Linked DNA regions of Mus musculus: all the other regions are linked to region 2. The links are chromatin loops, found by intact Hi-C in ENCODE. Cell type or tissue: gastrocnemius. All regions are shown on one strand.

Region 1 (8,000 bases), 200 kb after region 2:
GCCCTGAGGGTGCATGCTGATGGGTATCTGTGGCTCTGAGGCCCAGTGGGTCCTATTTCTATGCTGTGTCCAGGGCCAGAACCTGTGCTACTGTTTGCCAATCGTATCGACATCCGGCAGGTGCTCCCGCACCGCTCCGAGTACACGCTGCTACTGAACAACCTGGAGAACGCCATTGCCCTCGACTTTCATCACCGGCGGGAGCTGGTCTTCTGGTCGGATGTCACCCTGGACCGCATCCTCCGTGCCAACCTTAATGGCAGCAATGTAGAGGAGGTGGTGTCTACTGGGCTAGAGAGCCCAGGTAGGAAAACAAGGCCCTGAGTGGAGAGCCTGGAATGCCATGTGCAAAAAAACACAGCGGAAAGGGGGGGCCGGGCCAGTGTTTCCAAAGTGCACAAAGCAGAAGGCCTCTTCCAGTGAAATCTTGGGTGAAACTCTCAGATAGGAACCAACTGAGGAGTTGAAAATGCTGCTCAATTGGTAGAGTGCTTGCTTAGCATGAACACAAAGCTCTAAGCTTGATTCCCCAAGCACTGCATAAACCAGACATGATGATGCCTGCCTGTCATCTGAAGAGGTAGAAGCAAAAGGATCAGAAAAGTTCAAGGTCATTCAGTTTAAAGCCGGGCTGAGATACACGAGACCCCCATCTCCACATACAAAAAGCAATAGCTAATCTGGTGGCCTCAGGCTTATCCTACAAGCAGGTTAAGTGACTAAGAAGTCAGCAGCATCCAGGGCTGGAGTTGCAACTCAGTAGGACAGCACCTGCCTACTTATGAAAGGCACTGATTTCCATCCACACACAGCACCAGGGCGTCCAGAGTTCAAGGCCATCCCCAGCTCTGTGTGGATGAAGTGCGTGACCCCGGTCAACTGCTTGACTTCCCTTCCCACTCTGGGAAGCTCAGTGCCAAGCTCACAGAGACGATGTGTGTCAGAGTTACAACAAGGTCCTAGCCTCAGAAGCAACGTCTTGTAAGAGTCTGCTCTTGTTTCCAGGACGCAGAGCTACCTAGGGTGAATGGCTGACACTCTTCCCTTGCCTCCTCTCACCAGGGGGCCTAGCGGTGGATTGGGTCCATGACAAGCTCTACTGGACCGACTCTGGGACGTCGAGGATTGAGGTGGCTAATCTGGATGGGGCCCACCGGAAGGTGCTGCTATGGCAGAGCCTAGAGAAGCCCAGAGCCATTGCCCTACACCCCATGGAGGGGTGAGTAGGTGTCTCAAATTTCCAGGTCCCTCCTGCAGCAGGCAGGGATTGTTCTCAGGCCTCTGGGCCAGGCACTGTGGGTCTTCCTCAGAGCAGTGTTGGCAATATGGACTCTGTACCCAGATGCCCTTGCGTCCTGGGTCTGTAGTGTGTGGCTGAACATCCTTGGCTTACTCAACCTCTCCGTGTTCCTTCATTTTTCTCTTTCATTCTTTTGTTTCTTTTCTTTTCTTTTGAATATATATAAGTAAACCCTTCAAACACACCAGAAGAGGGCATCTGGTCCCATTACAGATGGTTGCGAGCCACCATATGGTTGCTGGGATTTGAACTCAGGACCTCTGGAAGAGCAGTCAGTGCTTTTAATTGCTGAGCCATCTCTCCAACTCCCTCCCTCTTCATTTATTTCTTGGTTGGCAAATTAAAAACAAACACATATAAAGCAAACATAAAATAGGCATATTCGGGAGGTGACCGCAGAAGGATTGGGACTTCAGCTACAGAGTTGGTGACCAACCTAAGCTATTGAGACCCTGATCTAAATAAAGATACAACTGCTCCTACAAATATCTAAGGTTAAAATAATGAAGCATTTTGAATGGAATAAAATATACTAATTAGGTAAGTTTGAACTGCCTAGTGTTTTTTTATTAGCCCATAGAGTGAAGCTAATTAAAAATTATTATTAATTTAAAGCAGCCAGTAGTTGAGGTAATTAATATCATTAATTTGAAATAATTTTAAAAATTAATAGACAAGTCTCCTGCATTGAAGTCTCTTGAAATGAAAATTCCTAGCCTCTGGCCTGTATACATTCCATGCCACCTCTTGAGGGGATGACTCGCAAGATCCTGCAATTAGATGTCAACTGTTTGAGAAGTATGGTGTGAGGGAGAGGGGGCATAGAACAGGCCAGGCAGCAGAAGAGACTGAGAAAGAAGAGCCTGTGTGTCCTAACATATACACTGCACTCTCTCGTCGTCTTCACGGGCTCAGGGATTGCTGTCCACTGCTCCGTTTCTAGCGCCGGTTGCACCCCTTCCATAGCAGGCACTTTTAAAAATCTGATGAACAAATGCTCTGTCTCCAGGCAATTCAATCGAGATACTTAAAACATCATTCTTCAGAACTGGTGATACAGCTCTGTGATAAAACAGTTGCCTCGCGTTAGGTTCTGGGTTTAACTCGTTGGGTTCAGTCTTCAAACACGGGGGGGAGGGAGGAAGCATTTTAAATAAGTAAATTTTTTTTTTGAAAAAAGCATACTTCAAAGCCGGGCATGGTAGCATATGCCTTTAATCCCAGTACTCAGTGAAGCAGATGGAGCTCTGAGTTTGAGGCCAGCCTGATCTACACAGTGAGTTCCAGGCCAGCCTGGTCTACATAGTGAGTGCCAGGTCAGCCAAGGCTATATAGTGAGACCCTGCCTCAAAGATAGATGATAGATAGATAGATAGATAGATAGATTGATAGATAGATAGATAGATAATAAACTAACAAACAGACACAAACAAATGAATAAACAAACGAGATGGTTTCCAGGCAAACGGGTGAAACCCAACGTGTAAAGCCGTCTCCTGTTCCGTCACCGTGGCTGTCATTCATCAGTCCTCCGCCATCCATCTCTTGACTTCCTTTCTTCCTAGAACCATTTATTGGACAGACTGGGGCAACACCCCCCGCATTGAGGCCTCCAGCATGGACGGCTCTGGGCGTCGCATCATTGCTGACACTCATCTTTTCTGGCCCAACGGCCTCACCATCGACTACGCTGGTCGCCGCATGTACTGGGTGGATGCTAAGCACCACGTCATCGAGAGGGCCAATCTAGATGGGAGTCACCGCAAGGCTGTCATTAGCCAGGGTGAGGTCTTTGGTGTGCTGTCTTTCATCTCTCTGCTCCTTCCCCAATCCTGCCCCCAGGAGCCTTGGCAGAGGGTGAGATGTGTGTGGCTGCCAGGTCTGGCTGGGCTCAGGGGCCATGGCAGGCCATGTCTGGACTAAGGTCTTTTTGGACTGTCTCCAGGCCTCCCACATCCCTTTGCCATCACAGTGTTTGAAGACAGCTTGTATTGGACAGACTGGCACACCAAGAGCATCAATAGTGCCAACAAGTTTACGGGGAAGAACCAGGAAATCATTCGCAACAAGCTCCACTTTCCTATGGACATTCATACCTTGCACCCCCAGCGCCAGCCCGCAGGTAAAAAAAAAAAAAAAAAAAAAAAAAAAAAAAAAAGTCACATCAAGTGAGCTAGATTTGTCACCAGTGATGTGGCTGCTGGTGCCTCTTGAGAATCCGCCTTGCACTTGTTACAGATACAGTGAATTCCAGTCAGGGAAGTCCAGAGCTGGCATTAACATGGGCTACTTGCTCTCTCTGCTGGACATTTAGGGTAGTACAACATCAGGACTCATCTGGCTTTTTCCATAAAATGCAAACATTTACAGGTACTCGTATTCACATCTGGAAAAGATATCGAAATTAATCCCACAGAGTTGGTTTTTTCTTTTTTTAATAGACTAATTTGTTTTCATTTCAAATGTTATCCCTTTTCCTGGTTTCCACTCTGCAAACCCCTTATCCCATCCCCCCTTACAACACTTCTATGAGGGTGCTCCCCCACCCATCCACTCCTACCTCATCATCCTAGCATTCCTCCACACTGGGGCATGGAGCCTTCACAAGACCAAGTGCCTCCCCTTCCACTGATGCCAGAGATGGCCCCTTCAGTTCCTTCAGTCCTTCCCCTAACTCCTCCATTGGGGTCCCTGGGCTCAGTCCAATGGTTGGCTGCAAACATCCACATCTGTATTGGTCAGGAACTGACAGAGCCTCTCAGGAGACAGCTGTATCAGGCTCCTGTCAGCAAGCACTTCTTGGCATCAACACTAATGTTTAGGTTTGGTGTCTGCACCCCACAGAGTTCTTTTTTTGGAGGGGGGTTCAAGACAGGGTTTCTCTGTATAGCCCTGGCTGTCCTGGAGCTCACTTTTGTAGACCAGGCTGGCCTCGAACTCAGAAATCTGCCTGCCTTTGCCTCCCAAGTGCTGGCTGGGATTAAAGGCGTGTGCCACCACCACCCTGCCAGAGTTCTTGAAGAAAACCCTCCAACCCTTTGTCCTGGTGGGGTCTACCTTTGTAAGCGTTTCATTTTTCCTGATCATCTTGCTCTGGGCTCTTTGAGCAGGGAAAAACCGCTGTGGGGACAACAATGGAGGTTGCACTCACCTGTGTCTACCCAGTGGCCAGAACTACACCTGTGCCTGCCCCACCGGCTTCCGCAAGATCAACAGCCACGCCTGTGCCCAGAGTAAGTGGGTTTGGGACACCAGCCTCAGAGGAGGTGCCTTTTGGGGACAGTTAGAAGGAGCAGTGAGAGGAGTTGGAGGGAAGGCTTGTCAGGCAGGGAGGGCCAGATTCCTCAAGGAATCCATGACTGACTGTAGAGACCGAGGGCTTCCAAGTCAAAGCTGAGGACCTAGAACCCAGTGGTAGCTGGAGGCATCATTCAGTGTACAAACACCTAGCTCTCACCTCAACAGGCAGAATGCCTTCTGTCTGCGCAGAAAGAAGGTCCAGTTCCTCTAAAAAGCAGGGCAGTGGTTTCCAACTTCTGTCCCTTTAGCCTGATCCATAGAAGAGTTTGTGTTGTTAGAATAGAGAGCAACTGGGATCCCAGATGATGATCTGTGACCACCAAGTAAAAGATGATAGGATTCCCTGGTCTCTTCCATAATCTCTGCTTTGGTTCCTTAGAGCTCCTACAAGACAATTTTACCTTGCAAAGTCAGCCCTAGAAATCTCGGCACAAAGGTGACCTTATCTAAGGCTAGTCCAGGGAGTTGTTGATCAGGCATAGGGCATGACCAGCAAGAGGGCAGGATTAATTCATTATGTATCCGTCACAACGAATTCAACATGTATGTATTCATGCTGTATAATCCACTGACTCTCTTAAATCTAATTAAAATCGAAATTGGGAGACTAGGGTGTGGTGGTGTCTATCTAACCCCAGAGCTGGGTGCATAGGGAGGCAGGCAGATCCCTGAAGCTCACAAGCCAGCCAGTCTAGCCAATCAGTGGGGTTTGAATTCACTGAGAGAACTTGTCTCAAAATGAGTAATAAGGTGAAGATGTAGGAGAAGCTGCACAACTTCCACATGTACACATGTTTACACATACTCATATACAATTTCACAAACATACAGACATACACAGAGGCAAGAATCAGATTCTCTGGGCCCTGTCCAAACAGTGACTGGGGAAAATATTTTGAGGTTTCATTCAGATACATACTGAGAACTAGTTTCATACTGTATGTTTTTTCCTGGGCCTTTTTTTTTTTTTTTTTTTTTTGAGTCAGGGTTTCTCTGTATAGCCCTGGCAGTCCTGGAACTCACTCTGTAGACCAGGCTGGCCTCACACTCAAGAGCTCCGCCTGCCTCTGCCTCCTGAGTGCTGGGATAAAGGCGTGACCACCACTGCCTGCCTTCTTGTGCCCATCTGCTTCTGCTGTCTTAGATGCAAAATGCTTCCAGGGACATTCTCCCAATGATTTATCAAGGCTTGGAAGAGGGATTTGGAAGTTAGGCAGAAGCTCCTTTCTGAGTATCGATATACATAGGTTTTCATATTTGTGGGTTTCTTGTCTGTGCATTTAATCAACTGTGGATGGAAATTTTAAAACTGTGTCTGTACTGAAGATGTAGTACCCTTTAAAAAGATGCACTACATAGATGTGTGTGTGTGTGTGTGTGTGTGTGTGTGTGTGTGTGTGTATGAGATCAGAGGACAACCTATCAGAGTTTTCTCCTTTTATCCTGTGGGTTCTAAAGCTGGAACTCAGATCGATAGGTGGAGTGGCACGTGAGCCATCTTGCTGGCCTGTATGGGCTCTTTTGGTTATTATTATCTCAAGAACACATTAGAGTCACTGGGGAGATGGCTCAGCTGCTCTTTCAGAGAATCCAGATTCAGTTTCTGTTTCCCACACAGTAGCTCACAGCCGCCTGTCACTCTGGTTCCAGGGCCTCTGATGACGTTCTCTGGTCTTTCAAGGGCCCAAGGCACACGTATGGCACACATGTGTGCATGCAGGCAAGACACTCTTTGTGTCTTAGAGACAGGGTTTCTCTGTAACTTGTGAACACTATAGCCTTGTCTGTCTTGGAACTTGCTCTGTAGATCAGGCTGGTTTTGAATTTAGAGATCCGCCTGCCTCTGCCTCCCAAGTGCTGGGATTAAAGACTTACATACATATTTCTGGAAAAGAGAAGGATAGAATATAAGCCATCTAAATAGGAATTATATTCCACATTGAATCCTCAGTGTCAAGCAAACAAATACATTATGTTAGATATGTAGATATAGATTACAAGTAATCCAGAGATTACTTAGATTATGTGGGATATGCACAGGTTATATGAAACAAATACATTATGTTAGATATGTAGATATAGATTACAAGTAATCCAGAGATTACTTAGATTATGTGGGATATGCACAGGTTATATGAAAATGCTACCCTGTTTTATATAAGGGCCCAGAGTATCTATGAGTTGAGTATCTGCGGGCGTCTTAGAAACAATTCCCTGCACATAGCAAAGGCTAACTGTACTGGGAAAAATATTTAGACAAGCCAGAGGAGGCCTAGAGGATGGGAAAGCTGCTGTGGAAAGCAGTGCCCAAATTTCCCTTTGGAGCAGGCCTGAGCCCCAGTTCTGGGACACAACACTGAGCCCTGAGCATGCTCCCTGATCTCTGTTAGCCTCATGTGCTCTTCTGAAAACGGGAGCAAGAATAACATGTACTACAAAGCACTGGTATGGGATGTTGCCCTTGTTTTTTCTTTGTCTCCTTCCTTCCTTGTCTGTCTGTCTGTCTCTTTTTTTTTTTAAAGATTTTATTTATTTATTTAATATATGTAATGAGTACATTGTAACTGTCTGAAGACACTCCAGAAGAGAGCATCGGATCTCATTACAGATGGTTGTGAGCCACCATATGGTTGCTGGGAATTGAACTCAGGACCTTTGGAAGAGCAGTCAGTGCTCTTAACCTCTGAGCCATCTCTCCAGTCCCCTGTCTGTCTCTTTTTAGCATACAAAATATAGGGTTTATTATGGCATTTGCAAACTCTTTTTTCCCTGTTTCTCCGTCTTCTCACCCATTCCCCTGCACAAGCCCCGCCCCCATACCCTTGTACTTCTCTTGGTCTCCTTTCTGCTGAGGTCACATGCCCTTTGACTTCCCCCTTTTCTGAACAGCATTTCCCCCTCATGATCCTCTATCTAATTTCGTAGCCTCTGCCCTCATTCATAGCCACTCACACATGCCTCTAACCCTTGTCAGTTAGGATTCACATATGAGAGAGAACGTTTTTCTCTTGTTTTCACTTTTTGAATCTGGGTCACCTCACTTACTGACAACACATTTCAAATCCATTCATTATATTGTGAGGGTCATAATTTTATTTATCTTTATGACCGAGTAGAACAACACTGCATGTCTATACCGAGCATTGAGCCTTTCAAGGAAGGAACTTAGTGAGCAGTCATTATTGGCTAATCTGTGAAGAGAACAGCAGATGGAATGATCATTCTAGATGACAGAGTAGAAACAGAAACTTTAGCCCGGTAGCATGTCTGTAATTCCAGCACTTAGGAGGCTGAGGTAGGAGGATGGAGTTTGAGAAGAGTCTGTAGAAAGACCCTGTCTCAGAGAAGCAAAAGACCAGAAGACCTGAAATAGGACAAAGGTCTCAGAAGTAACCTGGGA
Region 2 (8,000 bases):
GTCAGCCTCTGGACATTGCTCAGGATCTCTTTGACAAGCGCTGGTGGTGGACAGCTAAAAGGGAGAATTCGGAGGGCAGATTTAATCTAAGTGCTATTTTTTCATCCACACCTGCAGGACATCAAAGCTGGGAGGCCCTGCAGGAGCAGGCCATACTGCAGACAGAGGCCTCCCTGCAGGAGCAGGCCATACTGCAGACAGAGGCCTCCCTGCAGGAGCAGGCCATACTGCAGACAGAGGGCTGGTATGCTTACTGCTGTTCAGCTGGTGGAATTAGAGATGGAACATGTACTCTGCCACATCCCAACCCATAACTATCTTTTGTACAGGGAACATACAAGAGTGGGGAAGAGGACACTGCTACTGTCAGCTTCTTGCCTGGAGGCTGTGTCCCTCAAGGGCCTTTGTCCTATACAGGACAGTTTAACCTTCCCTTTCTGTGAATGTTTCTGTTTCAAATAGCCAAAGCTAGTCTTCCCTTAGAAAACCAGATACTTGAGCTAGTCTGTCCTCAGTGTGCTTTAGGCACACGTGGTTATGTTTTAAAATCATGACCATCCTGGGGCATAGAAACCCTGAACCAATCAAAATATTCTGCTAGAGACTTGTTCTCAGCAGCAACCTGATCTCCAGGGCTGAGGTGGGGCCTCTGCCCATGCCCACCTGTACTTGTGCCGGTCACACAGGTTTTCCAGGCGCTGATAGAACAGTGATGCTTCCACTCCATCCAGCATACCGGCATCACCCAAGGCAGGTCGTTGGCGGTGTTGCCCACTGGATGATGTTGGGACAATCACTGTATTGGGGTTTTTCCCAGATAGCAAGTCCTGATAGATGGCAGCCACACTCTCCAGGAATTCTGGTACCATCAGAATAGGAAGGAACAGTTTAGGCAAGGAGGTTGTATTTCATCTCTTCACCATGTCTTTGCTTCTTTGTGTCTCAGTCTGTCCAGCTTCAGTGTAGATGACAAAATACCTGGAGTGACTACTGCCCTCATGACACTTCCTGGCCTAGATAGGGACACCCTGAAGACTTGCAGAGCACCCTACTCAGTGACAGGTTTGCTATGTACTTACTTATCTGTTTCCTTGCTGGAATGTAAGCTCCTTGAACAATGGCGAGGGTCATGACCCGATGTTGTCTCCTGTCCCAGTGCCTAGTACTATGCTGGGGCACGTTACAGGCTATAAGGTTTTTTGTTTTTAAGAGAACACATGGACATTCTCACTGGCTAGCCCCACTTCATGAGGCCATCTGCTTCATGAAAATGTGCTGGAGGCTGCAGAGAGTATCATGTTACTGCCCAGGCTAGGCCTCTTTCAGTGTAATCAATATAACTTGAAAGAAAATAAAAAATATCATTGAAGAGGGAAGAGCCTGAGCCTTACAAACTGCTAATTTATTAATCACTGGAAGGTGAATTTGTTTTCCCAGCTTTGTAGGCAGCTGCTGTTGGTAAGCAGTGACTTATTGCCTGCTCTCAACTCAGAGCCCTGTAGGTTAGAGGTGGGGAATGCGCCCAAACATGGCTGCTCTTTTCCTAAGGTCTAAGGGCTTCAGAGAAATGAGATATAGATGCTGATGTTGCTACGTGGTGTGGCCCCAGGTTTAGCCCCCATCTGAACAGCCCTTGGGCTGCTATCAAGTAAGCATAATGTGGCACCCGAGTGCAGCCAAAGCTGACTGCAGGACTGGTTAGCAAGAAGGTGATCTCCACAGTCTAGAGATAGCGTTCTTTATGCCTTTCTTTATAGATGTAACAATTTTTAATTTGTACTCCCTCGCATTTGAGGTGCATACATATATATTTATTCATCTGTTTTTATTCCATTAAGTCAGAAGGGGCTTAAAGGTGCAACTGGAATGAACTGGGGAGCAGAATGGAAGTGTGAGATAGCGTGTGTGTGTCTTTGATTACAATCATGTACCATTGTGTCTGGTTTACTGTGTGTTTATTAAAAGATATGAGTATGGTTAAAAAAAAAAAAACAAGACAAAACAAAACAAAAAAAAAAAACTGGCCACTGGTGATCCAGGACCAAGGGAGTGGCTAAAAGCACAGGTCTGGGTTCGAACCTCTCTAAGCTTATCTCTTAGGACTAGTGAACAGACTAAAGTCCTCAGTGTGGCAGCAGGGAGGTAGTGAGCACTATTGGTGTCTGTACTGCTGCTATCACTTAAGTGGGTCTTTTTGTGCTGCTGACTGGAAGCATCGTGTTTATTCAGTATCCTTAGTAGGCTTGGCAGACTGCATCTTGTGACCACCAGTGCAAATCAGATATCCTGTTAGTGGGCCATGATGAAGCATACCTCTAAAGGAAGTGGGGATGGGAACTGCATGTGCCAGGCACACAGATGGAGAAAACAACAGGATGAGAAAGGGAAACATGGGCCCCAACAAAAGCCACATGAGGCCTGGAACATTCTCACCTGAGTAATAAAACTGGATCTGGAAGGCGAAAAGGAAATCTGAAAAAGACATCAGGCAGTCCATGGCATCATCCATGAGCACAATCCTGGGGGAGAGAGGAAGAGGACCCGAGAGAGAGCCTATGTTACATGTGTATGTTACTACACGTGTGTGCCTGAGAGGAGAGAGAAAGCCAGACGGACAGAGAAACATTATTCATCAACAAGTTGTTTCCAGGCCTCCAGGCTCCCTTGGGGCTGCAGCGTATTTGGGGAAAGGGTCCTAAAGCAACCTCCTCTAGTCACTTCATCCCTACCAATCCAGCTCTGTCACTGAGCGGCACTGAGCATACTACTCCAAGGGCAGGCTCCCAGGTCAGTCTCAGTGGCACCAGTCAAAGGAGCATGGGCAGAGTGGAGTGGAGGCAGCAAAGAGAGGGTGCAATTGTAATGCAGCCAAGATTTCCTTTCATATACTTAAAGCAGTAAATCCTTTCATTCTGCAGTGAGCACCATTTAGTTCTGAATAAATACCGCTGATCAGAAAAGGCAAAAAGAACAGCCAAGAGGTTTAAAGGGTTCTTGGCAAGGGGTGCTGAGATTTAATAAGCTACCAAATGGCCAGAACAGCAACAGGCACCTCTACTCTGGGACTCAGAAGGCAGACTGGGAGCGGGAGGTGGGGAGTGGACAGTTCTGCCCAGAGAATACACATCAGCTAGCGAGACCGTGGCAGTCACTGCAGGCACCCGCCTCTGCTCTCCCCACTGAGCACTCTCCAGGAGAAACCGTTTGGTTGTTAAAGAGATCACACTAAGGCCAAATCCGTACTCTGCTCAGGGATGTAGCTGAAGGGGGACAGGAAGAGAAGGAAGTTAGCACTTGCTGGGCTCCAGCCGTGTGCCAGGCAGAGCGCCAAACTCCTCTACTGGAGTGAAGCTGGGCCTCAAGTCTGTTTCTGACAGGGACCTTCTGGCTTTTTCTTTCTTTTTTACATTTTAAACTGTTTTCTTTTGCTTTGGACTATTTTTCTAAAATCTCTACTTACTTGAACCAGAAGGGTCAGGGTTTGGGATATATTCTCAAAGACAGAAAGAAGGTCCTAGGTAGCTGTAATAACAATAGGAGTGACAGGTACCATTTACTGAGCACCTTGCTCCACAGTGGGCGCTGCATTTAGCATTTAGCTACCGTCATTACATTTCACTGATAGCACCGTAAAAGTTGGGACTGGCTCCTTCCTTTTGCACATGAGGGGTTTTTGATCCTAAAGCCTAAACTTGTGAGTCTGTATGACTTCAAAGGCTGTGTGCTTCCATTAGGCCGTACTATTTCTTCTTAAAGAAGAAAGCAAGCCCGGTGTGGTGGCGCACGCCTTTAATCCCAGCAGTCAGGAGGCAGAGGCAGGCGGATTTCTGAGTTCGAGGCCAGCCTGATTTACAGAGTGAGTTCCAGGACAGCCAGGGCTACACAGAGAAACCCTGTCTCGAAACCAAAAAAAAAAAAAAAAAAAAAAAAAAGATGAAGAAAGAAGTCAAGTGCATGCCTTATATCCCAGCATGGGGAGGCAGAAGCAGGTAGACAGAGCTCTGTGAGTTTAAAGCCAGTGCCAGCCTGGTTTATATAGAGAGTTCCAAGACAACTAGAGTTATTTAGAGAGACCCTTTCTAAAAATAAGCAACAATGAAAACACAATAGAAACACTAGCATTAGCGTATAAATTAGATTCTAGGACTAATTTATATTCTTAGCCATATATATCTTAGAGCTTTAACTGCTTCTTTGTCTCTTGAGGAGAAGGAAAGCAGCCCTCTGCTATCCCGCTGGAAAAAATTGAGGTCAAAGTGGGAAGCAGCAACACTGCAAGGGCCACAAGAGGGCGCCCACGTCCCTCCGTCAACAGCTGCGAGACTACAGCTTCAGTGTTCAAAGATTATCTTCTCATTTTAAAAATTTTTTTCCCTTTTATTGGATATTTTGTTTACTTAAACTTCAGATGTTATCCACTTTCCAGGTCTCCCCTCTGGGAACTCCCTATCCTATCCCCCCTCCCCTGCCTCTATGAGGGTGCTCCCACTCCCACCTTCCCACCCTGGCATTTCCCTACAGTGGGGCATCGAAAACCCTCAGGCCCAAGGGCCTCTCCTTGCACTGATGTCCAACCAGGCCATCCTTTGCCACATATGTGGTTGGAGCCATGGGTCCCTTCATGTGTACTCTTTGGTTGGTGGTCCAGTCCCCTGAGTTCTGATATCCAAGGGAAAAACAAACCCCAAAACAAATTAATACAAAACAAAATGAGAGAAAGAGAGAGAGAGAGAAAGAGACAGAGACAGACAGACAGGAGAGAGACAGAGCGAGAGCACTGAGTGGATTCACTTCAGACATCTGACTGGGTAGGCAGTAGAGACAAGGGAGGGGCCTGGGGCTAGTGAAGATGCGCTGCAGAGGGAGAGGGCGCTCCACAGGAACACCCAGGGAGAAAGGGACACCTTGGGAGGAGAGAGAGGAGAAGCCTGTCCTTCCTGCTCTACCCCTGGAATGGCCAAGCCCCCTAGCAGCCAAAAGCAAATGGCACAGGAGAGTGCTGGGCTGGGCCTCACCCTCAGGAAATCTTGGCCAAAGCCTTGAAGCTTTCAAAGACGACAAATGCGTCTATCATTAACCTAGAACCTAGGGCTCATGCTGATAGTCATAGTTGGTTTGTATCTTTATTGATCATTATATTGTGATGTAATTAAAATACCATAAAGCCAACCCATTAAGGTTTTGGTTTTGTTTGTTTGTTTGTTTCTTCGAGACAGGGTTTCTCTGTATAGCCCAGGCTATCCTGAAACTCACTCTTTAGACCAGGCTGGCCTCAACTCAGAAATCCACCTGCCTCTGCCTCCCAAGTGCTGGGATTAAATGTGTTCACCACCATTGCCCGGCTCATTAAGTATTTAAGACAGTGTTTTAGTCTACTGAAAGCACCATGCAGTTATCACCACAATTGTGATGATTCTAGAAGGTACTTCTCTCTGTGTGCCCCCCCCCCCCCCCCGCATGCTCCTGAGGTGCATTCTGCCTCTCTGAGGCTCCAGGAAAATCCTGCCAGCACTTCTCTAGAATGTTAGGAAAATGACCTCTCTAACCCTTTCCCGGCAAAACAATATACTGGGTCCCCACCTCAGAACTGGCTCCAGCTTTCTGTCAGGCTTTTTTTTTTTTTTTTAAAGATTTATTTTATTTTTAGGTGTGTGTCTATGTGTTGGTATGTGCACATGAGTACAGGTGAGGTGTCTGCAGTCCAAAGGCCTTGGCGTTATGGCACTTGTGAGCTGTGGGTGCTGAGAACCAAAGCTAGGTCTTCTAGAAAAGCCCAAACACTCCTAATCATAGCCATCCCACTGGCCCAAGGGAGGCCATTCTTAATTAGAACGTTCGTCTCCTTCTGTTGCATTTGGTTTCAGGTTTTGCTGAAGTACAAATCAAATCCACACACATTCTGTACGCAGTAGCCACTCCTACCCTGCTGTGCAGCTAGCTGCTGGACTGTCGACCCGATGGCCAGGAAGATAACAGTTCTTATCTACTCCAGGAATTTGCTGCTCTTTCTAGGGTGGTTTTGCTGTTCTAGGGAGAAACACCTCAGAGAGTTTTAGCACAGTAGAATTTGTGGCCAAGAGGAATGTGCGCCTGTCACTCACCTTACCTAGTTAGGGGCAAAGTCATTGGGAGTATGAGCTTGTCTGCCTGTTGCTCATTGAATCGGTACCGGGCACGAAGATCTGAGCCTTGAATCTTTTCTGCAGTCTGTTGTCAGTACCTCTGGGGTTCCAAGAATTAGGCTTACATTTGAGTTACTGGTCATACTTGTGCCAGAAAGAGTTCTTGATCCTTCCTTTGGATAACATGAGAGACTTGAGGGTGGCCATGATGCCCAGGAGAAGGCAGGGGCCCTGCTGAGGAGAGAAACTCTGCAGACAGCAGAGTGAAGACGCCTCAATGGGGGCAGGGTAGCCTGCTGCGCTTGTTTTTTTTTGTTTTGTTTTGTTTTGTTTTTTTTAGGTTTGTTTATTTATTGTTATATGTAAGTACACTGTAGCTGTCCTCAGATGCACCAGAAGAGGGCATCAGATCCCATTATGGGTGGTTGTGAGCCACCATTTGATGGCTGGGAACTGAACTCAGGAGCAGTCAGTGCTCTTTTTTGTTTGTTTGTTTGTTTGTTTTTCGAACAGGGTTTCTCTGTGTAGCCCTGGCTGTCCTGGAACTCACTCTGTAGACCAGGCCTCGAACTCAGAAATCTGCCTGCCTCTGCCTCTCAAGTGTTCGGATTAAAGGTGTGCGTTGCTGCCGCTGCCACCACCATCTGGCTGAGCCTTCTCTCCAGCCCCCTGCCCTTGGCTTTTTGTTCCTGCTGTTTACTTGGCTGGGACTGCGATATGGTCAGAAATGCCTGTGGGCAAATGGTGGAGGCAGACAGGTACAGGGACATGACGCTGGGTGACAGCAGCACATGGAAAGGTGAGAGGTTTTCTCTATTGCCAGCAGTGGCACTGGGTGCCACAAACCCACCAGGCTAGGGAGGCTGTTCTTCTCTGCACTTCCCCTGGAGGTATAGAATAGACTAAGCAGGCAGGAGGCAGGAAGAGAGACATGGAGATGTGAGACAGTAGTGCATTAACAGCTGGTCTAAGGGGATCTTTGCCCTTGGGCTGGAAGACCTGCCAGATAACACCTTTCTTTCCTGCTTATTTGACTCTGGGTTCCAGCATGGCTCCTGCCACAGTTAAGGCGCTCACTCAGGAAATGCAGTTGAATGAAGGGATGGATGAATAGGAGAAAGGCCATATTTACTACCCTACTCTTTGCCCCTGGCCAGAGGACTACACTCAGCCCTGGAAAGTCCAATTAGGAAGAGAGTAGAGCCTGGAGAAGCAGGTCAGAATGACATGTACTTGGACAAGTGGCTGCATTTAGCTCTATTGTCTTGGTTGAGAAGCTAGGAAGAAGTCAAGGTCAGATCCAATTCTCATAGGACATCAGTGGACCTAAAAGTGAGCACTGGGAGGTTTTTATTCCAAGCTGGGACTGTGGCTGACTTGTGTAGGAGGGAGTCACCCAAAAGTTAGGAAGCTTGTATTTTCCCAAGAGCTGCTTCTGGCCCTGTCAGAGTGTCACTTGTCCCAACCATGGATGCAATATTGGCTTTTCTTACTAGAACTGGAGAGAAAAGCTGGCTGTCCAGAGGACTGATGGGAAGGTGCTCAGATCTTTAAAAATACCATATACGGCTGATACCGCACTGGTTAAAGGCACCTGCTACGGAGCCTGAGGACTTGAGTTCAGTAACCCAGATGTACACGATGTGCCCGACCTGTCACAGGCTGTTCTCTGTCACATGTGCACCACAGATGGCATGCCACCACCCCAGCATTTAAGTGTGTGTGTGTGTGGGGGGGGATGGCAGGGGCATCAGATCCCTTGGAGTGGGAGTCACATGTCAGTTATTAGCAATATGATGTGGGTTCTGAGAACTGAACTTGGTCCTCTGCAAAAACAGTATGTGCTTTTAACTGCTGAGCCATCTCTTTAGCCATTAA
Region 3 (8,000 bases), 170 kb after region 2:
ATCAGGCCCTAAGAAAGTTAGGGGGTGTAAGCAAAAAGCAACAAAACAACCTGGGAACACAGGAGGCAGCAAGATGAACAAATAACTACTAGTATTCAAGGGGCGGAGGGTGGGGAAGACCACAGAGATAACATCGAGAGTGGATTAGAAGTTTATGTCGTAATCCAAACGTTTCATACTGCTGGAAAGCCTTACAAACAGGAGCCGAAAGAAGGCCCAGGTCTTCTTGGCAGAGTGCAACTCTAAGTACTGACTTATTTCCTTACCCCCTACCCCTTTCTTGCCAGGATCAGAAAGTCAAGGATGGTGAAGGGGCTCATTCACAGACAGTATGGAGGAACTGAGATTGTCTGGGCCAAATCTGGGCATTTGAACTGGGGAGACAGGACCCAGACAACTTCACCTCAGGAAATGAATAAATGAAAAGGGGAGGTCGCCGAATTATTTAGCCCAAGAACAACACTGCCTAGACCGGGGGAGGGGCTGGGGTGCAAGAAGAAAAACTTCAGAATAGGGATTTTTGACAGTGAGAACACTAGTTGAGACACAACACTGTAGGCCCCCTGATGTCCCTTGTTTGGTGTCAATAAAGGCCGAGAGAATTATGCTCTAGCAAGCCTTGCATATTTTTGAAACATCACAATAAAGTCTGGAGTTGGAGCTGGTAGGGGGGCCGGGGTCACGCCCAGGCGACTTGGGTCAGCACGGGTGCTCCTCCCTAGTGTGGACCGATAATGAACCCAGGCTGAGAGTTGCCAGTACGATAATTTTCTGTTTAAGCTGGGGATATTTGAGTCGCAGTAATGGGGACAGATAAGGGGCTCTCTCCGGAAGGCTAGGAATGTTAGGGCAGACTGAGTAGGAGCTAAGGCGAGCGCAAGAGGCACAGGCGGGTGGGGTCCTGGGACTGGGGGGCGAGGGCAGAGGGCGGGAAGGGGCCGGGCCAGAGCCGGGGGCGGGACCAGGCGGGGTGGTGGTGGCGGGGGCCGAGACGCGGGAGGCGGGGCGGCCAGGCTCGGGACACCCCCTCCCGGTCCCCTGGCGGGGCGGCTTCAACTCCGGCAGTACAGGAGGCAGCAGCAGCCCGGAGGGCGACTTGCAGGGCGCGCCGGCCGAGCTGGACCCGGGACGCTTTTCAACCCGGGGGAACCCTCCGCTGATTCTCTCCGCCCCGGCGTCCCTTGGGAGCCCGCGGGACCCCCGGGCCGGCAGGGAACGCCGGCGGCGGCCGCAGCACCATGAGGCGGTGGTGGGGCGCGCTGCTGCTTGGCGCCCTGCTCTGCGCACACGGTAAGCGGCGTCGCAGCGCCCGCGCCGACCGGGCCACCGGGAAAGTTTGTCCCTGAGACTGGTCGCTGCAGGACTCGCCTCCTGGGAGTGGGACCGTGAGGCTGGGGCCTGAAGTCCCACCCTCGAGCTCACTTCGAGCACCAACCCTGGCAGAGCGAGCGGAGGAAAGCAATAGCAGCCCCCGCAGCTCTTCTAGCACGAGAGGGGACAGCGGTGGTGGGACTCGTCCCCGCTGTAGTCTGGGCCGGGTGGAAGAAGACCCAAGACGCTCTCTCGGCTTCCATCGCTGCTCTTTAACGAGCCAGGGGCGGGTTCCCTTTCAGGTTAAGGCAGGGCTTCTGTGTCCCTGGTGCGTGCGAATGAATGTGTGCAAAGAAAGGAAGGCGGGGAGGATGGTCGCTAAACCCATAAATTGTAAACAGTTCTCTTTCCAGGGACTGGGGGATCTTGGGTGGATTGCGGAGAGGGGCCCAGCTGAATCTGAGTTACTTGAGCATCCGGGATTCATGGACTTGGGGAGCAATTTCTCGGACTCGAAACCCTGCTCTCTCTGAGGGTCCTTGGTTCATACTTGCGTGCAGCATCTCCCCTAAGTGGAGTTTTGGGTTCCCTCTCCTGGCTGCGGCCAATCAGCTTCCTGCCCCGGATCCTCCCCAAGGGAGGGGTGGGGAACAGCGATGGAAAAGAGGTTGGGGAGGAACTTTGGGAAGAAACTGCTGGAAAGCTCCCTCAGATCGGTTCTGGCCCGGGTAAAGCGCAGGGGCGCGTTCTTTGGGAACTTCCAAAGGCAGCCTCGCGACCCGTGCAGTGGGGCCTTGGCCTCCGGGGAGCTGGGCGGATGGCAGCGGCACTGCTGCTTCATCTGCTCCTTATTAATAACGTGTTCGGTGCCCGGACGCAACTGTTATGTCTACTTAGGACTGCAGTGGAATCTGCTTCTCTGCAGCAGCTTGGGAACGTGGGTGCACCCGGAGATTTAGCAGCTGCCTCTGAGTTTGTGCCCAAAGATCAAAGATCGATCTTTGAACTCTCAACTATATTCACCCGCCGGCTTTTCCACGTGGGGGAGATCCAGTTCTTCGATTCCCTGGCTGCGGGACGAGGGGGTGGGGTTCAGAAAGAGCGGTCTGCAGATCCTGGCGATTCACGGGTTCTTTCTTTCACATGGAGGAGCTCGTGTGGAAAGTGCAGATTTCGGAACTTGCCTGGCAGGGTGTGGAGCTGTCTGGGCACTTGTTTTAAAGATTGTTTTAGCTCCCGAGTCCAAAACAAAGTTCTGGTGTCTGCTATTTAAACCGCTCGTGGGTTTTCAATGGCTTTTTCCATGTGGTATCTAACGCCGACCGAGTCTTTTCTCTCCGACTGGTAGTCTGGCCGACCCACGTTCCTCTTCGCGCCTCGTTCTCCCCCTCTCGGGCTCTCTCCTCGAAGGTTATTTGTAGCCTCTTCGGCGTGTTAGGACAGCAGCCCTACTGGGGTAGGAATGTAACTGTTCTTCCCACCACATGGGCCCCTTAAAGGGACAGCTATGCTTTTGGGGGGTTTCCCCCCTTCGGGTTTCAAGGGAAGGGGATGGAACTTTCCTCTCGGCCCCCTGGAGGAAGTTTTGAAAAAGATCAAGGGAAATAGCTAGGCACTAGGAAAAGGGGGGTGGGGTGGGGGCTAAAACGGATACCAACAAAGCCAAAGAGGAGATTGTCGCCTTCTGCCCCAGGGAAGGGGGAGCTGGAAGGTTCCGGACTGAGACTCGCCAAGAGGAATTCACTGCTCCAGAGCTGCTGTCAAAATTGCGTACATTACATTTGCAATGGAGGATGGGGGTGAGAACAGGAGCAGAGAATCGTGGATTCTTAATGTTTTGCAGTGGGAAAGAAAAAAAAAAAAACAACATTAGAGGGTTCTCAGTAACTAGTTGAGGTTCATTTTTAAAGGAGAAGGTTTAATAGAAATTTCTAAGTTGAGACTTCCTGTGCATACGGAGTAGGCAGAGGTAGGAAAATTTTGTGCTTTGCAGGGCTTAATACTGAGCCATCCTTGGTGACCTTATAGAAGACAGAGTCACAATGAGGTAGAGCAGTTGCAGAGTCTGTAACCACCACCCCCCACAAATCCCAGTAAGATCCCTAGTACTAAGTTCAGGTCCTGAAGAGGTGCTTCTGAAAGCTGCTGTGTGTTACTTACACAGACAACCTCAGCTAGGAGTGAATTCAATACCAGACCAAGGTGTTAGTTTAGATTTTATTGATCCTCTCAGGATTTCCCTAGAGCCTCTCCACTTGGTGTTAGCCTAGATCACAATCCACTGTTCAGAATTTAGAAGGATGTGGCCAGAGACATGGCTCAGCGGTTAAAGCACTGCATGTTCCTCCAGATGACCTGGGTTTCATTCCCATCTCATACTTGGCAGCTCCGGGATGTGTAACTTTGGTTCCAGGGAATCTGACGCCCTCTTCTGGCCGCTTCAAGTACTCCACACATGTGGTGCACAGCCACACACACACAAAGTGGAGGTAAAATAGCTAAGCATGGTGCTTATCTCTGTGATGCTAGCTAACACTTGGGCGACTGAGGCAAGAGTTGTTAAGCAAGGATGAGGTCAGTCTGGGTTGCGTAATTTGAAGTCATTCCAGACTAGACAGCAAGACCCTTTTCTCAAAAACAAAACAAAACAAAACAAACCACACAAAAACCTATTTCACTCCCAGCACTTAGTAGGTGAAAGCAAGAGGTTTAGAAGTTCATGGTTATTCTCAGATACCTTGTGAGTTCAAGGCTGGCTTGGGCTTCATAAGACTCTGTCTCAAAAACTAAAGTTAACAACAACAACAACAACAACAACTGCTCTTGTGATTTAAATGTTAAGGTTTTTGTAAGGAAGTGGTAGTAGCCACGGGTATTTTCATCCTGTGCGGTACGACTGGAGTGTATATAAACCACTTCACTTGGAATCTTTTCTAGGGAAGTGAACCCTGACGATCCTGGCCGGGAGTGCTCGCTTGGGTAGATAAAGACGTTTCTGAAGATGAGTGCAAAATAGTTTAGCTTAAGACTGGTCTTATTTATTTCCATGTGGTTGTTGTTGTGACCACGGTTGTCAAGGAACTTGAGTGACATTGCCCTTGATCTCTCGGGACTCAGGCTTCTCACTGATTCTGGATTTCCTCTTCTGTCCCCTGTTGGGTATCAGATGACATCTTTGGGACTGGCACCTAGTATTAAGAGTAACAGGTGCAAGGGAACTTAGTCAGGCCCTGTCTGACACAAAGCACGTTGGGCATGCTCGTCTTCCGCGCCAGCAAAGGACACCGGAGGTCACAGAGGACATGGTGCTTTGTAGCTCTTTGCATAGGCCTCCTACAGACTAATTGCTAGTGTTGGCCCCTAAGATGAAGAAGGGTGATAGAGTGTTGCTGCTGCTTAGAGAGATAACAAAGGGGTTCGTGAATAAGAACACAATAATTTCTGAGACTGAAAATGTACCTTGTTTTATTACATGGCCAGATCTCAAATCTAAAGTGAAGTTCCATGTCTTTGTTCAGCTGCTAGCCACCATCTCTACATTCTTTGGTAGAGTGTCACCATGTTTTGTCACAGATGCCTAGACATAGGGCATGTGAGTCCCAGGCTGTATGAATCCTGGTGGCCATCTTCTCCCCAACAGTGAATGTCTTCCTCTTCTTAGCCTTGTGAGTGGCCCAGGAAGGACTAGGTGCTGAGATTTAGTTGGCAGAGCCTGAGTTTGGCCCTAAAAATAGCACTGATGATCACCTATGCTTGTCCCTGTCCCTGGGGCTTAGAGCTAGTGTGTGGTCAGGCTCATTCTCCCCAGGACACTCAGGAACACTGCCCGAGCTGAGTGGTGCCCTCAGGCTCCTGTTCATCCACTCAGCAAACACCGTGTCGCACTCTCATCAGCCTGCATACCTAGCTCAGTATTTGAGAAAGCACAGGCAGGCTTGGGTTTAGCACCTGGCTTTGATACTTCTAGGTGAACTCATGAAAATACCCTGGCCCTTGCTTCAGGACTCGTATCTGCAAATGGGGTTGGAACTGGGGAGGGGAGTGGCATATTTTCACCTGTGACATTTTCGTGCTGTGGAAATTAAAAGAGACTACGACAGAGCATTTCAAGTCATCCAGCACAGAGCCTGACAGCTGCTATGTTAGCTATAGGCCCAGATAAATGCCAGCTGTTCCTTAGTAAGACTGCCTAAGTGGGTCAGAGATGGTTCTGGGGTTTGGAATATGCGGAGCCAGATAAGTTATACTGCAGCGTCTCATATGATGAAGGAGGCTTGATCCTTCATTGTTTTAACTCGTTTTTTTTCCCCCCTCTGTGAAATACCTTGTCCTTTCTTTTTCCTTCTTGAAAACCTAGTGAAACCTAATCATAGTTCCCTCCTGTCCACGCTTCCAGAAAAGAGGTTTATTACTTTATGAAGGAAGCTAGGGGAGAGGACCAAGGGGGTTGGGGGGAGAGAGGAACTCCCTTGGGAACATCCCTGTTGAGAGGCCAGGAGGGAGACCTACAACTCCTTACACTAAGATCGCTGTGACCCAGGGTGAGAGAGGTTGCCAAGGTCTCTTGTAGTTGGAACAGTTTAGAATTCCAACCTGTCCCTCCCACTGGCCTGAGGAAGGAGTCAGGGGCCCCAGAGCTCTAGAGGTAGTAATTGCCTCAATTTGGAGGCTGGGCTGTTGGGAGCCTGCTTCCTTCACAGCCACAGTCTTCAATCAGGAGTCCTGTCAGTGTGCCCTATAATTGATGTGGGTCTCCAGCCCCAGACTCGTAACCCCCAGCTCCTCCACCCCAAAGTTTGACCCCTGTTGTCTCTTTGTTTCTTCCTTTTAAGTTGGTGCCAGTGTTGTGATGTTTCTGGGAACTGCAGAAAGTTGACCGTAACCCAGAGCAGCCGTCAAGAAGAGCTGATTCTTTTAGCTTCCCGGCGGTCTATTTTCTGTTGTGTCTTTTTGATTTAGCAAGAAGCAAACATCCCAGGTGCCTCTGGGCATCTCTTCCGCCCATCGGAGCAGACTTCATTCTTTCAGTGCACGTAGGCATTCCCATCTGTGTCCCGCAGATGAGTGGATGGCCTGTCAGCTATTTCTAACGCCTGCACCCCCACCATTCAGGTGAGAGTGAGGAGGGAGGGGCGCTGCGTGCACCCCAGCTGGAGAAAGCCTGGCTGGGACTTGAAGCAAGCCCTGACTTGGCCTATGGGAGCTCCCCCTCACCTCTGTACAGAGGGAAGGATCCAAGCATCGAGCCAAGCCAGGAAACAAAAGACTAGGAGCAAACCTTCCATCTGGCTGCGAGGAGGCAGCGACACAAAGGTGCTGCTGCACAATTTATCACTGGAGATTTTCTGCAGCCAGGGAGCTCCAGACCCTCACCCTCACCGCCCCCCAACCCCACCCTACCCCCCCCCCCCCCCCGGGTGTAAGGCCAGGCAGGTATAGACTAGGGTATTAGGAGAGACACCTAATTAGCACGTGGAGGAAAGCTGCTTCTGAGGTCGTCAGTGTCTCCTAGGATCACAGCCCAGCAGCTCCACTTCCTGTCAGGCCTGCAAGGGGTGAGGGTGGGGGGCCACTGCGGGGGTGCTACGTTCCCTTCTCATGGTCTATGGAGTGCAACTGATCTTGTGGGCATGGGTGAGGACAAGAGAAATTTTATGTTGGCCGACTGCAACATCTTAGGAATTAATGAAGAAGCTGGGTTTAGGCAAGCAAAGGGGAGAGAGTCGCTTTTCCTTTCATTTTCCCCACACCAGGTAGCTGAAGCAAGAAGTTTCTACTAAAGAGACTGAGTGAGACAGTAAAAGTCAAAGGCTTTAAATCAGCGGTTCTCAACCTCCCTAATGCGGTAACCCTTTAGTATAATTCCTCATGTTGTGGTGACCCCACCACCATAAAATTATCTCATTGCTACAAAATATCAGTGTTTCCCAATGGTCTTAGGCGACCCCTGTGAAAGGGTCCTTAAGGCACTCAAAGGGATCATGACCCACCAGTTCAAAACCACTACTTTAAATGGTCCTTCTCCAAACAGAGGTTCTACTTGTCCCTCCTGACTGTTTCTGTACTACAAAATGGGGCATGTGGGCTAAGACATACAAATGTACTCGAGAGAGTTTTGCTGCCTTGCTGATCCGGTGATAAGCAGTAATCAGTGGGAAACTGAGACTTAGAGCAATTTGCTGTGACATGGCCACTGAGTAGCTGCATCAGGATTCGAACCCAGAGTCTAAGATGAGAACCCTATACCTCAACACATGCTGCCTCTCAGAACAGAGTTTGGAGTTTCTGTAAATAATCTATGTATGGGTCTATGGCCCACATGAGTGCAGATGCCTGAGGAGGTGAGAACTGGAGCTATGGAGGTTGGTAACTTACATGCACATTCGGAGAATACAGCACTGGTCCTCGGAAAGAGCAGCCAATGCTCTTCGTGGCTGAACCATCTCTCCAACCCCCAGAACAGAATATTTTAAGTCTCAGTTGTCCCAGAAGATCTAGGTTGGAAAAGTTTACAATTGGATTGACCTCTTTGGGATTTAGTTACTTCTTTTGTTTTTTGTTTTTACATTTGTGTGTTGTGCATGGCATGGAAGGATGTTGGTTCATTCCTTCCACCGTATGTGTCCCAGGGATCGAACTCACTCTGCCCTCTTAGCACATACAAGCACACAATACTGTAGCTGACTCTT

Evidence for each region. Hi-C counts contacts between places; a loop is a spot of excess contacts. Peaks named below come from ENCODE experiments on the same cell type or tissue, not always from the same donor. Only the 100,000 strongest peaks of a DNase experiment are listed, where the experiment ranks them.
Region 1: a loop joins it to region 2, with 9 times the contacts of the local background. A loop is called at or near these places in 40 of 42 quality-filtered maps.
Region 3: it touches region 2 in a loop (3-fold over the local background); 11 of 42 quality-filtered maps call a loop at or near these places.

The regions. Positions count from the first base shown.
Region 1 is chr2:91,477,448-91,485,447 of GRCm38, forward strand. It overlaps Lrp4 (low density lipoprotein receptor-related protein 4), which reads left to right. Exons shown (of 38, transcript NM_172668.3): 12 at 74-304; 13 at 1,063-1,219; 14 at 2,866-3,083; 15 at 3,246-3,422; 16 at 4,411-4,533. Among named protein-coding and RNA genes, the nearest start is that of Lrp4, 24 kb to the left of the region's middle. In gastrocnemius, a CTCF peak has its summit at 3,612; DNase peaks (open chromatin) are centred at 1,116, 3,186, 3,523 and 3,942.
Region 2 is chr2:91,281,802-91,289,801 of GRCm38, forward strand. It overlaps 1110051M20Rik (RIKEN cDNA 1110051M20 gene), which reads right to left. Exons shown (of 9, transcript NM_175123.5): 5 at 2,434-2,519; 6 at 664-859; 7 at 1-54. Among named protein-coding and RNA genes, the nearest start is that of Arfgap2, 21 kb to the left of the region's middle. In gastrocnemius, a CTCF peak has its summit at 4,281 (motif pointing right); DNase peaks (open chromatin) are centred at 2,339, 2,712, 3,310 and 4,290; H3K27ac peaks cover 1,899 bases.
Region 3 is chr2:91,456,463-91,464,462 of GRCm38, forward strand. It overlaps Lrp4 (low density lipoprotein receptor-related protein 4), which reads left to right and starts at 1,069. Exons shown (of 38, transcript NM_172668.3): 1 at 1,069-1,290. The coding sequence starts at 1,239. In gastrocnemius, CTCF peaks have their summits at 2,787 and 3,757 (motif pointing left); DNase peaks (open chromatin) are centred at 1,064, 1,483, 1,951, 2,417 and 3 more places; H3K4me3 peaks cover 3,783 bases; H3K27ac peaks cover 6,537 bases.